Regions from separate parts of the Homo sapiens genome. Here region 2 is linked to region 1. Evidence: chromatin loops called from intact Hi-C (ENCODE). Cell type or tissue: endothelial cell of umbilical vein. All regions are shown on one strand. Links, peaks and the distances in the headings refer to the core of each region. The heading gives the core; the rest is flanking DNA. Region 1 overlaps SH3RF1 (SH3 domain containing ring finger 1). Region 2 overlaps SH3RF1 (SH3 domain containing ring finger 1).

Region 1 (5,387 bases), core at 321-5,320:
AAGGGAAAGGGGGCTAAGTAGTTGCTGGGATGGGATGGAGGAAGATTCATTGACTTATTTAACAAATATTTATTGAAGCCCTACTTTGCATATCACTATTCTGGTTCTGCTGATGCAGCAAGTAACCAAAGAAGTAAGTAAAAAATAAACAAATAAACTTTTCTCCATCTTACTTAAGAACTTTATCAACTTTCTACTCCCACCAAAGCCAGCAAATGGAATAAACAGGAAATAGTGTAGGTGACTGACAATAAGCATACAGTGACATTTAACAAGACACAGGAATGCTTTTAGCAGGGAGAAAAAGTAAAGAGTTTCAAGTATCTCACTGTCTTCAATAATTGTTGGATAGGATGGAGGAATTCTTCCTGATCTGTCCAGTGATCTGTAACAGGGCATTCCTGGTGCTTTTTGTTGTGAGGACTTCTTAATACTCAAATTGCATAATTAAGATTTATTTAGTAAGCTGAATATTAACACAGTTCAAGTTTCTACAGATTAATTTACCTCAACATATGAAATTGGAAATATTCCTATTTTGTCTGCCAGCATTCCTTCAGCCCAGTTTTCATCCACTCTTCGGATCACAGTCAGAACATCATCCTGAAGAAACAGCAAATCATTAATCTACCTGATCATTAAGCTGTACCATTAAGCTTGTCATTTAATTTTCCTTTTCAATAAAGAGACTCATGTTTTAAAGAGTACATGAATAAAAATGCTATGACATATCTTTAGTACATGGATTAAATGTTTTCATGAATTAAACGGTAGCTACCAGCCCACCTGGTGTCCTTTCCAACTGTTACAAAGCTATGAACTCCTATGCAAGGGAGCTGGCTGCTAACTCTTAAGATCTACAAATTGCAACCTCAAATGATACCTACCCTAGCCTCCTGAGTTTGTTTTAGATTGATTCTCAGATGCTCCTCATTTTCTGAAAATAAACCAAATGCCTACTCAAATGTACATCCTACCGCTTTTCTCCACAAAAATCACAAAATTCTGCTTAAAACTCCAAACCATTTTATCAATTCGGCAGATATATTCCTGTATGCTTTTAGGCAAAGAATTTTACATATAAAATATGAAAGTAATGACATTTCATTTTGTTATTCATAATTCAGTACTTTAAAATCCCTGAGTGGTGCATACACCCTTTAAAGTGGCTTAGAAATAAATTCAGACTCTAAATATGAAAATGATACCACATAGAGCATCAACCAAGATAATCTTTCATATAAGAAGTCTGTGCATAAAATTACCTTCCTTGTGACTTAAAGACTGCTTCTAGGCATTTTCAGAAGCATAGTGAGTAGTTCACACAAAACTTGTATTTTTTTTTGCAAAAGGCAACACGAGCTATATTTCTATGTATCTGGGTACAGAGGTAGAGCTGGCAAACAGAAAACAAGCACATTCTACCTTTACCTTTGCAAATGGAAGGCAATCTTTGTCTGCTTCCTTGTCTTTCACTTCAAAGTCATAAAGTGCTTTGCACTGAGGTGGGGGCTGAGGTAACGGTTTAATAATCTGCACAAAGTTGGTGGGGAAAAAGCCATGGATTCCATTGACTTCCCCATGGTACCAATTTTCATCCACTTGTCTTCGCAAAATGATGATGTCACCTTTGCTGAATTTAAGGTCTCCAGGCTCTTTTCCTTCATAGTTGTATAATGCTTTGGCACATGGTAACTGAGGTATACCCTTTAAAAAAAAAAGAGGGATGAATTTTAATAAAATAATGGTCTTAAAATGTCTCTGAAAATACAACTGCGTTGTCATTGTTTTAAAGTCAAAGTCAAAACCACACTGTAACCCTTGAAGAAAATCTCACACAAAAACAATATATATGTGTTACCAATAAATAGAAAACACAAAACAATTGTCCATAGTGACATAAGAACAGTACGACACCCATGCACCAGCCATGATTTAGGCTTCTATTCTTAAGTTTAACTTGGTGGGTGTTTTGCCTTCTTTCTTTGAGGTTATCAGTATATGAAAGCATGACTGCCAGGTCTGCCTCTCAAGAACTCATAAAAAACAAGCTTAACTTCCTACATTAACTACTTTATTCATCAGGATAAATGATAAACACTGAGGAGAAATGATAGATACTGAGGGGAAAAATTTAAACCAAATTTATTAATTTACTAAACTGCTTTTAAGCTTGGTTGATAAAAATCAGAGTTCGGCTTTTAGGCAAATCTCTTCCTGATATTGCTTTTAATGTGGGCAGTAGGTCTTACTCTTTCATGAGCTCAATGAGTATTTAATGAGGGTCTACTCCTGGATACAGCAGTGAGTGAACAGTCACAGTACCTGCCATCCCCAAGTTTATAATCTGTAAGTGTATAGACACGTGGTCTTTTACAGCCTAAGATCATTCAACTTTGCTCTTTCCTGGAAGAGAGCACATTGTTAGGCTGATAAGCTAAGAGATGAGGAATTTAATGTTCCTGCATTGCATTACTGTTTTAAATGACAAGTTTAAAATTGTGTACATAAACCCCAGTGCAATTTAATCATCAACTGATTAATATGATACTTTTCAACGGCATTGGGGGTGCCCAATCTTGAGCATCAGTTGTCACTTTAAGATCTTTGGCCTCTCTGAGCGCTGTTGCATATCGTTGATTCAGGAGATAAGTGGCAAATCCAACATGTCTATAATAATTCCCTGAACAAGATTACAGGGCTCCTGCTTTTGGAGTCTTTATTTATTTATTCACTCTTCCAGAAAACATTTATCAAGCTTTTACTTTTTTTTTCTTTTTTTTTTTTAAGACGGAGTCTTGCTCTGTTGCCCAGGCTGGAGTGCAGTGGTGCAATCTCGGCTCACTGCAACCTCTGCCTCCTGGGTTGAGTGATTTTAACGCTTCAGCCTCCCAAGTAGCTGGGATTGCAGGCAAGCACCACTATGTCTGGCTCATTTTTGTATTTTTACAAAATGGGGTCTCGCCATGTTGGCCAGGCTGGTCTCAAACTCCTGACCTCAAATGATCCACCCACCTTGGCCTCCCAAAGTGCTGGGATTATAGGCATGAGCCATCGCACCCAGTGCAAGCTTTTACTTTTTACCACGCAATGTGCAAGTGCTGATGACTTAAAGAAGAATAAGACAGTTCTTTTCTTAAAGGATATTAGTAATAACTACAATACAGTGTAATAAATGTAATGATAAAGATATGCACACCATTTATGGGGACAAAAAACATAGGTCTCTCGTGTTTGGTGAGTAGGAAAATGAAACACTTCCTGGAGGAAGTGACACATGAGCCAAGTCTTAAAGGATGCACAGGAATTAGTTGTCAAGGTTGGAGTGAATGAATGAAAGAGAACAGTAAGGGCATTCCAGGCAGAGGGGTCAGCACCAGCAAAGACCTGGAGGTAAGAAGTCACATGTGCAGCGGGACTGGGGAGCATAAAGAATGCAGTATTCCTGGATAAGAATTACGGAACATAAAGGAGAGGTAGGCAGAGGCCAGTTTATTGAGGGTCTTGTATAACATATGAAAGAGTTTTTATTGCTGCGTTCTTCTGGTAATGGTAAGTCATTTCCATGTTTAATGCACAAACAGACTTAGGTCCTATGTGCCGGACAGATCAGTCTGGCAGTAGTGTGGAAAATGGACGTGAAGTGGGCAGGCAGGCAGAGAGCTATGTGCAAAGCACAGGCCTCAACTAGTTGAATATTTTTTAAGTTTAATATTTCCAATGAAGTAGAGCAATATAGTTAGCATTACTTATATCATTGTCTGCCCCCCGACCTGTAAAAAGTGGATCAAAGTTTTATACCCTTGATGGCAACAGAACTTCATAACACAATTTTCAAAAATTAGTTTGGTTTCTACTTAGAGACTTAGAGTCTGGACTACCTATAAGCCAAATTTGTTTTGCTAAACATTTGTTTAGGAATATTAATTATTGCTCTCAAAATGCTATTGGCAATCATCTTGCCTTGGCTTAGTCCATGTGATGTTGTAGTTGGTTAATTAGAACTTCCCTGAGAGGCCAATGTCCTGGGAAGACAGGGGTTGAGCCTTCCAGAGTAATGACACCCTCCTGTGACCTCTGACTTTCAGACTCTGTCTTAAGATCTGGCCTCCAATGGCGTCACTTCTGCTACTCTGCCTTGACCTAATCTTGTAAGCAATTCTGCTGTGCCCAGAAAGGAAATGCCCACCAAGAACTCTGGTCATTCACAACGCTGTGTACTCTGGTCACATTACATTAGTGTCCAACTCTGGGGAAAGAAGAATTCTAATTTTTCTCTACCCTCACAGATGCCTCATTATATTCTCCACTATATTATGTATTTCTTCAAGGCTAGTTATCACAGCTTAACAACATTTCCAAAAATAGGTTTGAGGAAATAATAGTAAAACACAGCAATCGACAGAGAGAGAGAGATAGAGAGAGAGAAAGAGAGAGAACTGGCAAGTACTATACTAAATCTCTTGTACAATAGCTAAAGAGACTCTGATCAGGCAGTATAGGGTACTGGCTGGAAGCACAAACTCCAGAGCCAGATTGCAGGGTGTGAATCCCATTTACTAGCTCTGTGATTTGGGGCAGGTTAACTCGCTGTGCCTCTTTCTTCATTTGGGCTGTTGTGAGGATTTAGTGAATTCATATATATAAGCCACACCTTAAATGACCCAGCAGGCAGTACATGCTACATGTGTGAACCATCATCATTGTCATCATCGTCATCATTACCCAGTGTAAAAAGCCTCTTTACCAGTGAAATGGGGCACCTGACAATGCATTTGTCTCTCCACAGCTGGATGCTTTCCCTTTTAGATGAATTCACATAGCAATTACATTTTTAATACATATTCACTGTATAACAATGCAAAGAATGTTCCTCCTAGGAAGTGTTCAGGATTTTGAAATGTGCATTTCTGAAGCACACATTTGTTTTCTGAGTAGAATCCATTCATCTTCTGGTTGAACAGAAGAAATTACAAATTCACTGACATGTACCGTTTAATAGGGGATGGCATTTTAGATGTGGCTGTAGTTCATCTTGACAGGGCTAATGTAAGGCATTGGAAGCCTGCATGAATTAATTGAAAATCCCATTACAAACTCGGTGACAAATAACTCTATTCACCATTATGGCCTGTTTTTTTCCCTACCTCAATTAGCTCTGTTTGGCCCACTCTGTCCAAATCCATGCCAGCCAAACCCATGCACCAAGATACAGATTTAGCACTCTTAGAAACCATTCTGAACTGCTCCTTGAAGAGATCTGTAAAATTCCAAATGACCCACAATATGGTTTTTTGTGATATGCTGATGTGGGAACTGAAGGAATTTATTTCTTTACAGATCACTTCCACACACCAGTGGCCTAATGGACTTATTAACTTTTCCAC
Region 2 (5,387 bases), core at 75-5,074, 97 kb after region 1:
TCCATTCTTTAACCTCTATTTTATTAACAAAACTGTGATATCATTCTTCCTTCAAACATTAAAGAAAAGCCTTGCATATTCATCAATCAAAACTATATTTTATTCAGATCACCTTTGATCATACATGTGTTTGTGCCAACTAAGTGTATTTTTCAGTTGAAGCCTATAAAAGATAGGTGGTGTGCCTACAAGAGCGAGGACTCTGGTATGTTCCGCAGCGACTCAAGAACCACGTGAGATGTGCTAGGTAAAGGCAATTCACTCTTGTTTCAGGTTGCACTTAAGAGGGCCTGCGTTTTCACATTTTATAGCATGTTGAGTTTTCCAGCTTATGAATTCTATCACAGCTTACTTTTTCAAACAGTGATATCAATGCAAAACAAGTTCTTTGAGAACAGAATGAATTCATTCATGGCTAACCCAGATGCAACAAACAGGACACAGAGTTGCTAAAATATTACTTCTCTCTTTCAAGATTATAAAATATCTTGTCACATATTTTTCCCCAAGGTAATGTGTCAAAAATTTACTTTCTGGAGTCAGATATACAATATTCCATAGGATCAGCTTTTAAAATGTTTTCATGACCATTGAAAAGGGCTATGAAAATTGCTACTATTCTCATTCTAAAGCTACTGATAGATAAGATAGTTGTAATCTAATTACTCCCTACCATCTGGCACCTGGGTGCCAATAATTAGCAACTCTGCCTGATTGCCAGATAATAGTCAACTGACCAGGAAAGTTGGTTTTAAGTATCAAACTGTGAATCAATTTTTGCCTCAATCTATCTTTAACCAACCTATTCTATTTTTTTGGCTTAATATCCCAGTATGTCTAGTAATGCTGCCAAGAAACGATGACCTTCAGTTCAGGGACAGAGAATAAATACGTGCTGATGGACTGACGTATTCATAAGCAAAACACAGGCTCTTTTTTCATACATTCTAAATTTCAACATATATCACTGAACATAAGGCATGTTAAATAAATCCTAAACTGGCAACAACCCACAGTAACAGGCAGGATGGGTGGATTATAGCAAAGGGGAAGTTAAACAAAAATATGACTCTAGCTAGTTGTTAATGATAAACACCCTCTGCCCAAATACTGACCTGATACCATGAAACTGGATGGAGAAAAAAGCCCTAGGGGTGGGAGGTGGGGGTGACTGAGAAATTTACATATCAGGTTAATGTGAAAAATAAACTTGCCTCTCAAGGAAAAGTTTGGATCGCAAAGAAGAAACTTAAATAAACCTAGTAACACATGAGAATTTACATAATAAATATTCACATAGAATTCCCACTTCTTACACACAAAGCTCTTCATTCATAGCATACCTAGAAACCACAGCGTGGCACATTTCTAAAGTTACCAAACCTTCCTAGCATGTTGCTTCTCAAAATCTGCCATTCTTCTTAATCCATAAGGAAATGTTAGGTAGACCTAGTGTTACTTATTTGTAAGTATCAGATAGCTTAGTCTCCTGAGAGAAGTAATAACTCAAGGTATTTCCATGTATATAGTTAAATTGTTGATACATTAACAATCACAGAGAATCCAGCCTTGCAGCTTTCTGAGCTAGAGAGCCCATGGGCTTTTGTCATGTTTCATATCACAGCTGGCTGGCTTATGATTTGAGACTTGGAAAGGATCCCTTGGGACTAATTTATTCTAACTGCCCTTTTCTTCCCTCTTTCCGCTCCATTCTCAATAATTTTAATTTAATTTTGAATGTGCATGTTGCCTCTCATAGGATTCAAAATGTAGAGGTGCTATTGCTAACCACATTACCTGTGCTTCCTACCATCCACAGGATTACCCACCTCTGGAATTACTTAGTATACAGATGATCTGCATCAAAAGAAGCCATTATACATGTAACATTTTGCATTCTAAAAGATTTGCAAGCAGAGAAATTATAAGGTGTTTGGTAAAGATCAACATGACAGTTGGACAGCCAATTCCTATTAGATCAATTTCATTTTCCTCTATGTCAGAATGATGTGCCTGGGGGATAGGAGATAACATATCACATATTTTAACTTTTATAAGGCTTTTGACTCAACTCAGCAGAACATTCTTTCTAATAAACTAGGAAAACATGATTTCTAGACCACCATGGTGGGTGCAACCAAAATGTTTCAAGGGCCATTCTCAAGAGAATTGTTATTCAATATCCAATTACAGTCAAGTTTCATAAGGGTTTACCTAGCCTTTGAGTACTACTGTCATTGCTGACTTAAATAGTGGGAAGATGAATGTGAATAAGCTTACCAAAATATACATGTGGTTAGACACTCCAACTTACAAGGATGTGAATGTGTTCCGATGGACCTTGGAATTCTGGAATGTGAGTAGTCATCTATCAGTTCCATCAAGAAGTATTTACTGAACTGACCACCTACTACTTTTTCCACAGTCATGAGCAGAAAAGAGGTATAAAATTCAAAAGAGCTCCTGATCTCAAGTTCCTTATAACTTGGTACAGGAGACAACACTAAAGCACAATTAATTAGAGAACAATACCAAATGGGGCCAGAGAATATTCAAAATAAATGTAATAAACAAGGTATATATGTGTTTAAGATCAGGTATCCATATGATCACAAATATGTATTAAAGCAATTGCATTTTGGATTGGCATTTTTCAATTCCTGTTGATAGTGGCCAATTGCTGACACTATCGTAAAGATTACAGAAACAAGTTTAATCCGGAGGGTAGTAAAAACTAACCACTCGAGAGATGGGGGAAACTGAATTTATCTAAGGAAAAGAGAAAATCTGAGATCTAGGCAAAGCATGAACCAGCAACGTAGTGAGTTATTTTTAAAGGTACATAACATGAGGATGTAAAAACAAGGAGCAGGAGGGTCCCATGACAGCCCTTCCACAACTTGAAGCCCCATTCAGAACTTTATCACCACACTAAGAGCTCTTCTGGACCTGAACCCAAGCACAGCAAGCAGGGGTTGGATAGCGTCCAAAGGAGAGTGACTAAAATGATTAAAATGTTAGGAAATGGGTCCTATGAGGACATGTAAACGAAACTCAGTTATTCAGTCCAGATAAAAAGAGAGGAGGTCAGGGCTGCACCACAGCCTGCAAGGTCAGGAAGAAGAGGTACAGGGGAGCACCTCTTTTCCATTAAGGATGGGATGAAAGGAATGAGAGTACATTGCAAGGACAGGAATTTATGTTTAACAGAAAAAAGAACCTCCTCTGGCTAGGAAGATGGTAAGGCACTGGAATAAGTTTGTATCAACAAGCTTTTGAAATGTCCTTTAGAAGAGACTTTCTAAAAACCCAGTAGATGACCATTTTCAAAAAATGTTCACCCAGTGTCGTTTCTTACCCAAAACAGTACATGAATATTTTAGCTACAAAATCAGTACGTGAATATTTTAACTATAAATAGAAACTCCATTAAAAAATATATAAATTTATTGAAATTTGAAGCATAGCAAGGCTCTTCACTGTTGCAGCATTTGCAAAATGCATCAGTAAAGTACATAAATGCATTTGTTTATATCTGTTTATATATGTCACAATTTTTTTAAAAGGGAAATCAGCTGCTCTAGATATGAGCTATTAAAAAATAACCAAAACATGGAAAAACTGACCAGTAATAACTACTTAAGCCACATAATCTTAATGGTATGGAAGTGAGGGGAAGGGTGGGCAAGGTTGGGGAAGGGTAAGCAAAAATCAGTCACAAAGGAATAAAACACTACACACATGTGCATATGCATGGATACATACACACATACATACACACATACACACACACACACACACACACACACACACACACACACACAGAGTCCAGATAGATCAACTGACCCACCCATCCATCCATCTATCCAACAGTGCATTAAAACATCCATGTTTTAACAATGGGCATAATAATCTTTCCTAACATTACTTTTTTTTTTTCTTTTTGAGTCAAGAGTCTCGTTCTGTTGCCCAGGCTAGAGTGCAGTGGCGTGATCATGGCTCACTGCAGCCTCGACCTCCTGGATTCAAGCGTTCCTCCCCCCTCAGCTTCTGAAGTTGCTGAGAGAGCAGGCACGAGCCACCATGCCAAGCTAATTTTTTTGTTTTTGGTAAAGATGAGGTTTTGCTATGTTGCCCAGGCTGGTCTCAAATTCCTGGGCTCAAGCAATCCTTCCGCCTGAGCCATCCAAAGTTCTGAGACTATAGGCGTGAGCCACCATGCCTGGGCTCCTTAAATTTTAAAAATTAGGACTGCACTACAAAGCACATCTAGTTTCCCTTACGGAAAGTCTTAGGAGTCTAAGTCTTTAGTAATATGCTAAAGAAATAACTAAATTGAATTTTTTTAAAATTACTTGAGCTATTATTTTCCCCAATCACAGGGAAGGAGGCAGAGAAGGAAGAAAGGGAGGGAGGCAGGGAGGGAGAGAGAAAGGGAGAAGGGAGGAAGAAAGGGAGGAAGGGAAGGAGGAAGGAAGGGAGGGAGAAATAGAGGGAGGGAGGGAGTATAGATAATGTTGCTCTCCATTTCCTTTTACAGATGAGGCCCAGAGAAGCTGACTGACTCAACCAGTGTCACACTATAGTCGTAAAACCAGAACTATCTTATGTAGTCACTAATTTATGAACAGCTTGGGTATCTGAAGTTTAAGCCAGCTGTTTAAAACAGAACGAAATGTTCTATGGTATTAACATATAAGTGTTAATTAATTAAATTACCAGACTACATACACACCAATAGTCTGTTTTGTTTGTTTCTTTCCTTCTTTCTTTTAGAGACAAGGTCTCATTCTGTCACCCAGGCTGGAGTGCAGTGACAAGATCACAGCTCACTGCAGCCTCAAACTCCTGGGCTCAAGCGATCCTCCAGCCTCAGCCTCCTGAGGAGCTCGGACTACAGGTGCATGCCACCATGCCCAGCTAATTTAAAAAAAAAATTTAGAAGGGGGATGGGGATCCGACTATGTTGCTCAGGCTGGTCTCAAACTCCTGGCCACAACTGATCCTCCCACCTTGGCCTCCCAAAGCACTGGGATTACAGATGTGAGCCAATCCACTTGCCCCAGAGTTTATTTTACAATATAACTGTGATATGGTATTAAAAGTTCTAATTTCTAGAAAGAGGGAAAACTGAAGATACTAATGTTTACTGAGCATGTACTAGGTCTTGGGCATTTGAGATTCCTTATCTCATGTAATCCTCACAAACTTGGAAAGCAGCTCTTCATCATTCTACAAATGAAGAAATTAGGTAAGGAAGTAACTTGCCCAAGAGCCACACAGATAACAAGGAACAGAGGAAGTTCTGCCTGATAATAAATCTCCTGCTTTTCCTATTACCAGACACTTTCTGTCCAGCAGGAATCACAGAGCACACAAAAAAGGAA

Evidence for each region. A loop is a pair of places that touch in the nucleus more often than their neighbours do. Peaks named below come from ENCODE experiments on the same cell type or tissue, not always from the same donor. Only the 100,000 strongest peaks of a DNase experiment are listed, where the experiment ranks them.
Region 2: a loop joins it to region 1, with 2.4 times the contacts of the local background. A loop is called at or near these places in 4 of 110 quality-filtered maps.

What each region holds. Positions count from the first base shown.
Region 1 is chr4:169,154,973-169,160,359 of GRCh38, forward strand. It overlaps SH3RF1 (SH3 domain containing ring finger 1), which reads right to left. Exons shown (of 12, transcript NM_020870.4): 3 at 1,432-1,707; 4 at 508-603. Among named protein-coding and RNA genes, the nearest start is that of SH3RF1, 110 kb to the right of the region's middle. In endothelial cell of umbilical vein, for the core only: no CTCF peak of the experiment used is centred there; a DNase peak (open chromatin) is centred at 3,269; H3K27ac peaks cover 3,048 bases.
Region 2 is chr4:169,251,840-169,257,226 of GRCh38, forward strand. The region is part of intron 2 of SH3RF1 (SH3 domain containing ring finger 1); the gene reads right to left. Among named protein-coding and RNA genes, the nearest start is that of SH3RF1, 16 kb to the right of the region's middle. RefSeq lists an enhancer at 1-530. In endothelial cell of umbilical vein, for the core only: no CTCF peak of the experiment used is centred there; DNase peaks (open chromatin) are centred at 872, 2,342 and 2,992; H3K27ac peaks cover 2,949 bases.